Linked DNA regions of Homo sapiens: region 2 is linked to region 1. Evidence: read pairs that join two places in POLR2A ChIA-PET (ENCODE). Cell type or tissue: OCI-LY7. All regions are shown on one strand. Each heading gives the region's core, and the rest is flanking DNA. Links, peaks and the distances in the headings are about the cores only.

What was found. ChIA-PET counts read pairs that join two places held together with the same protein. Peaks named below come from ENCODE experiments on the same cell type or tissue, not always from the same donor. Only the 100,000 strongest peaks of a DNase experiment are listed, where the experiment ranks them.
Region 2: POLR2A ChIA-PET joins it to region 1 with 10 read pairs; 1 of 35 experiments calls an interaction of 5 or more read pairs at or near these places.

Annotation. Positions count from the first base shown.
Region 1 is chr1:24,645,287-24,648,202 of GRCh38, reverse strand. SRRM1 (serine and arginine repetitive matrix 1) reads right to left here. Exons shown (of 17, transcript NM_005839.4): 2 at 2,130-2,219; 3 at 1,414-1,536. Among named protein-coding and RNA genes, the nearest start is that of SRRM1, 3.4 kb to the right of the region's middle. In OCI-LY7, for the core only: no CTCF peak of the experiment used is centred there; no DNase peak of the experiment used is centred there; H3K4me3 peaks cover 316 bases.
Region 2 is chr1:25,030,763-25,033,678 of GRCh38, reverse strand. No RefSeq gene overlaps it. Among named protein-coding and RNA genes, the nearest start is that of MIR4425, 8.7 kb to the right of the region's middle. RefSeq lists enhancers at 958-1,007, 1,548-1,757 and a silencer at 2,514-2,563. In OCI-LY7, for the core only: a CTCF peak has its summit at 1,120; DNase peaks (open chromatin) are centred at 1,268 and 1,798; H3K4me3 peaks cover 1,558 bases; H3K27ac peaks cover 1,868 bases.

The DNA.
Region 1 (2,916 bases), core at 90-2,589:
TATAACAAGCACAGCTCAATAGCACAAAGCAAGTACAGATTCCAGGTGTCTTCAGTTTCTTCTTGGAACCTTGGGGGTTTGGAATCGCCAAGTCCCCTGTAGAGAAAGATGTTCCCTTGGCTTGCTTCCGACTCCCTACTGCAACTCAACCACCTTGAGTTTAATGTTATATCATTTATCTAAATTGCAAAAGACGAACAAGCAATAATGAGTACACAACCACAAAAAAAGAATTGTCTTAAAAAGTTCTAAACTTTAATCTCATGCTCACTACAAGGGGAATACTACCAGATACTTAGGTTTTTAAAATGCACTAAAATACACATCAGTAAAGCATTTCTCCAATAAAATCTATCTTCAATCATCATTTAAAAAACTTTCTCCCCTGTTCCTGGTTTTCTAAGATGCATATACTTTATAGAAAGTGCATTCTTAAAATTAGTCTTTAAAAATATTCAAAACAAAATACAAACACCAAATTATTTTAAAACTAGAAATACCTTATCAGTTGAAATGCCAACTGTTCTGTCAAAACATAGGGTGAACTCTTTGGGGGAAATGATTAATGTAAAAGTAAATTCACATTGGTATATATGCAAAAAGGTCATATGGTACATATCTTAACTGTCCTTTGGGTTGCTGTGGCAAAACAGAAACTGTCTTACAATAAGAATGTTCTTAAACATCAGTTATATCATCATATTATCTCATGTATAAAGGAACAATTATATGCTGCCAATTTGTCTGAAGTTTAAGTATAAACAAAAATCCTGTCTCTAAAATGTAACTGATGACTAGCTGACATGCAGCTACAAAGACCTTAGTTCCTTTAAAAACAATATCCAATCAAATCAGAATTGCCCCTCATGCTTCACATAAATGTCCATCTCATAATAGTATTTTAAAAGAGCAGTGTACAGCTTTACCCAATTGCTCTTTCCTGTTTGTGTTTTTTGTTGTTGTTGTTGATGTTTGGCCACTTTACACAACTCACCTCCAAACACACACTGCATCATCAAGGGAGTTGGGTCAGAGCGACATTGGGACACTCACTCTGCTGTGACCTAATAAGGTGATGGTGCTATACTTCAGACGCAAGGAATAACTTCCATTTTGGTTCAGGCCTTTTAAATCATAAATCACATTATCATTAGAAAATTGCTGTCAAAGTAACTTAACATGTAACAGCAAAATTACAAACAATAAGTTTGATTTTTCACCTGTGTAGCTTTCAAAACTATGCACCTTCACTAAACTTCCAGCCTTAATAGTTGTTTACAAAGTGAATTCTTTTCACAACAAACATTGTAAAATAACCCTTCTATATTTGCACTCCATAGAAAAAATTCAGTTTCCAAAGATTCACAAATTATATCACATATTCAGAAACAAGAGCCATTTGTATATTAGTACCTTCACTTCCAGCTGGTTGAATATAAACTCAATCACAACATCATCTTCAAACCCAAGGATTTCCGTTACTCTTTTTGTTATCCAAGGCTTTATAACCTCCAAATTTACTTTGCTCATGTCCACCTGATGAAACATAGAAACAATTAAGTACAACTTCACAATCCTAAAAAAAAATGCTCAAGTTAGAGTTCTGTCTACCAAAGTTCCTTTTAGCTTAGTTTTTTTGTTTGGCATAGTAGAATCTGCTAATTTTTTTTTTTTTTTTTTGAGACAGAGTCTTGCACTCTTGCCCAGGCTGGAGTGCAGTGGTGCTCAGCTCACTGCAAGCTCCGCCTCCCAGGTTCGTGCCATTCTCCTGCCTCAGCCTCCCAATTAGCTGGGATTACAGGCACCCGCCACCACGCCCGGCTAATTTTTTGTATTTTTAGTAGAGACAGGGTTTCACCGTGTTAGCCAGGATGGTCTCAATCTCCTGACATTGTGATTTGCCCGCCTCGGCCTCCCAAAGTGCTGGGATTACAGGCGTGAGCCACCTCGCCCAGCCACAATCTGCTAATTCTTATATGGCTGTGCCACGTGTGGTGGCTAAAAGGTGGTTAATGTTCAATTATGTTTTTCTTAGCATTCAAGTTACAATGCATCTCCAAAACAACCCCAGAACTTGAGTCAAGTAAGTGTGCTATAAAGATGCACAACAGTCTCATCCAGAAGAATACCTTTTTTTCTAGGCATTCTGCAAATTTCAGCTGCTTCAGTAGTTTCTTCTGTTTGTTGCTGAACCGATTATCCTGTTCTGCACTTGTTCCCTGCAGGAAGAGAACCACATCTTAACTAAGGGTTCAAAGTTAAATCCTTACTTTTTATCACCTACGACCTTTATAGCCAAAATAGGGTAACCAAGTAAACACAATACCAAACTAGTTTTCATAGATGAGAAATGCATACTCCTTCCCCAATGTAGCTGATACTTGGAAAACTTGACTGGATTTTTAAATTATCAAGTATATGTTCATCATAAGTCAAACCTAAAACAACAGTATACAGCATAAAGCCAACACCTCCTCATATCCAATGTTAGATTTGATTTGTATCCTTTCACACCTTTTCCTATGCTAATAGATACGTAGGGCTTTTCTGTTTAAATGAGAACACATTGAAGTATTTGAAATTTCATTCTTTTTTGAAAGCCAGTTGCATGCTTGCAAAACTACTGTGGCAATGCATACAAACAGGGTGAAAGGAAAAAAGAACATCCCAGGACTGTGCTGTTAGTCTTCTACAACTTTTAGGAACTTGGAATGAGTGAAGAAGACAGGGTTACCTAAATAAACTCAATTTCAGCAAAGAACCTGGAAAAATGAAAGCTTACAAATACTACCTTAGATCATCGAGTGATCACTAATTATTCTTTTCATTTTGTCATTCCTACTGGCCCAATTAAACACGGAAATAACTGGCTGTGCCATCTGAAATGTACTGATTGGTTCACTGAGTTGGCCACAG
Region 2 (2,916 bases), core at 332-2,831, 390 kb before region 1:
GGGGACATGGAATGACCCTGCTAGACACTGACCTCTGAGGCCAGTGATGGGACCAGCTTCTCCTTCCTGTTAGATCCTGGAACCCAGCCTGGTGCATGCCCCAGAGCAGGTGCTCGCGACACTGGCAGAAACACAAAAGGCATCCTGACTGTTCCTGTCCAGCTCCTGACACTCATGAGCACCTGCTGCATACCAGGCCTGGGCGTGGAGACACAGGACCAAGGGAGAAGACCTTGCCCCAAGATCGGTGGCCATCTTCCGTACCAGGCTTAGTGTGGACAATGTTTAAATGCACCTCAAATTCCACATGCAAGAGAGATCCTTTAAGTCCTTCCAGCAGGAAAGCCAGACCTGGGTTGCACAGGGACCCCCTCTGGTGCAACAAGGAGGTAGCAGGGTGTGAGGATGAAGAACGTGGAGCCAGGCAGGCCTGGGTTCAGATCCCAGCTAGACGAGCCTAGGGTGGCCTTGGGGAAGTGACTTCATGTACCTCAGTTTCCTCACCTGTAGAATGGGAATCAAACCATAGAAAGTGCCTTACAAGACCTCCCTTCAACCCACTCTGGATTAACAAACACTCTCCCTGTCCTTTGAAAGAGAGGCTAGTAGATGCCACAGCTTCCTGAATGTTCCAGGCAGGCCGGCCGCTGCTATTCCCACCTAGGCGGCTCCTCTGACTCAGTGAGGCTTCTTCCCAGACCTGCAGCTGCTGGCTGTAGTGGCCGAACCAGGGAGACCAGAATGTGAATGGGAAAGAGAGTCGTGTCACAGAAAACCAAGAAAGGACTTTGCAAAGGCCCAGTTATAGGCGAGTTGTCAACGGAAGAAAAAAAAAAAGTGCTGCCAAATGAGGTGTGGGCAAGACAGCCATAAAAGACTGGGGAAGACAATAGTTAAAATCCGTCACAAACTTTCATTGAATTAGGTGTAGACTAAAACTGGAGGGAGGGGGTGATTATTAAAAATCCAGAGGGAGTCTAGGGAGTCTGTGCTCAGATGGCTTCACAAGCATCTCTAAGGTCCCACTCCGCTTTAAAGGACTCCTAATGAGAGCCATAAACGCTGCTGCACAGGTTGGTTTTATGCAAGAAAAACAAGGTAGGACACCAGCTGGGGGCCTCAGTCTCAAAGACAGCCTTGGCCCTGCATCAGAAGATCATCTCATAAAAGTACACGCGCACGTGTTACGTTCAATAAAATGCCTACTTTATGTATCATATGATTTCCTGCATTAATTTTTTTTTCTATTAACCAACCACTGGTTTTGCTCTCATTGGATAAGAGGCTTCTGCTATTAATAGCACTTACCTCACTGGGCGGATGTGAAGGCTGAACGAGGTACCGATGCAAAGTGTCTGGCGCGATGCCTGGCACACAGTAAATGTTCAGCAAATATTAGCTGTAATAATCATCTCCAAATCCAGAACTCTCACTTGGCAGATGAGAAAACTGAGTCTCAGCGGCGTGGAGTGAGCGGGCTGCAGACCAAGGCCTAGAATCTGCAGCCCGTGTGAGAATCGCCCACATCTGAAACCCAAGCCTGCGTCTCCCCAGGGCCTCTCTCGTTGCATATTTTGGAGGGGGTGTCACTTCCCTGAGGAACGTCAGGTGGAGGTCACGGGAGCAGTGGTGGGTCCCTCAGCATCCTTCAGGATCATTGCACCCCAGCCTCCCACTGCCCATCCTACTCGGTGGAGGTCTGAGTTTTCCCTCTGGTTCAAGCTTAGGGTCAACCCTAAGCTTGTCTCAGTGACTCTCTCTGTGTTCACCGATCTTGTGTATTTTTATCTCAGAGGCTTTCATTCGTGTCTTTAATTATTTGTTTCAATGTCTGTCTCTCTTCTGAACGACTGGGAGTCCCCCGGGGAGCAGGCCTGATTCATCTGGAAACCCTGAACCCAGCCCAGTGCCTGGCTCCAAGCAGGGGCTTCACGCGTGTTTTTTGAACAAGTGAGCAACGGAACAAATGTGAACAAGTGGGGGTCCCCAGTGTCTCATCGTCTCTGCACCAGACTTTCTGGCCAAGGTTGTAGCAGAGAGAGGTTCACACTTTGTCTGACTTTGGAACCAGCCAAAAATGCCTCCAGGATTCATGGATTCCCTGCCATGGTACAGGCCCAGCAGCTGAGGCCCTAGCCTAGTGCCCAGACCCCTCCCGCTCTTTGTTTTCCTCCTTTATCCCTCCAGCCTCCATCCCTCCAGCCTCCATCCTTGTATTGCTCCAGCCTCCATCTTTCCATCTCTCCAGCCTCTATCCTTCCAGCCTCCATCCTTTCATCCCTCCAGCCTCCATTCCTCCCATCCCGCCATCCTTCTATCCCTCCAGCCTCCACCCTCCAGCCCCTATCCTTACAGCGTCCATCCCTCCCATCCCTCCATCTTTTCAGCCTCCATCCCTCTAGTCTCCATCCCTCCAGCCTCCATCCTTCCATCTCTCCAGCCTCCATTCCTCCAGCCTCCATCCCTCCATCCCTCCAGCCTCCATCCCTTCATCCTCCATCCCTCCAGTCTCCATCTCTCCAGCCTCCATCCTTCCATCCCTCCATCTCTCCAGTCTCCATCCTCCTCTTCCTAGGGAGCCTGAGAGTGTCTGGCAGGGCAGAACAGACCCTGGGAAACCCAGCCCTGGAGTGAGGCTCCCCTCCAAACCGTGAATGGGGTGTGGTTTGGGGCTTTGTCTCCTCTGAGTCACCTCCATGGTGTGGTGGGGTTGACTCAGACAGAGAGTGAGAAGGAGAACTTGGTTGGTCCTCCTGGTTTCCACAGGTCCTGAGACTGGCCAGGGTGGGGCTGGGTGGGGTGGGAGGACAGGGAGAGGCCCACACTGAGGAAGGTGTTAGAACCACACACTGGGAGGACTGACATGGATCTCAGGTCCCCGGGAGCATCTAAACCCCACACTTTCTGCTCTGGAAC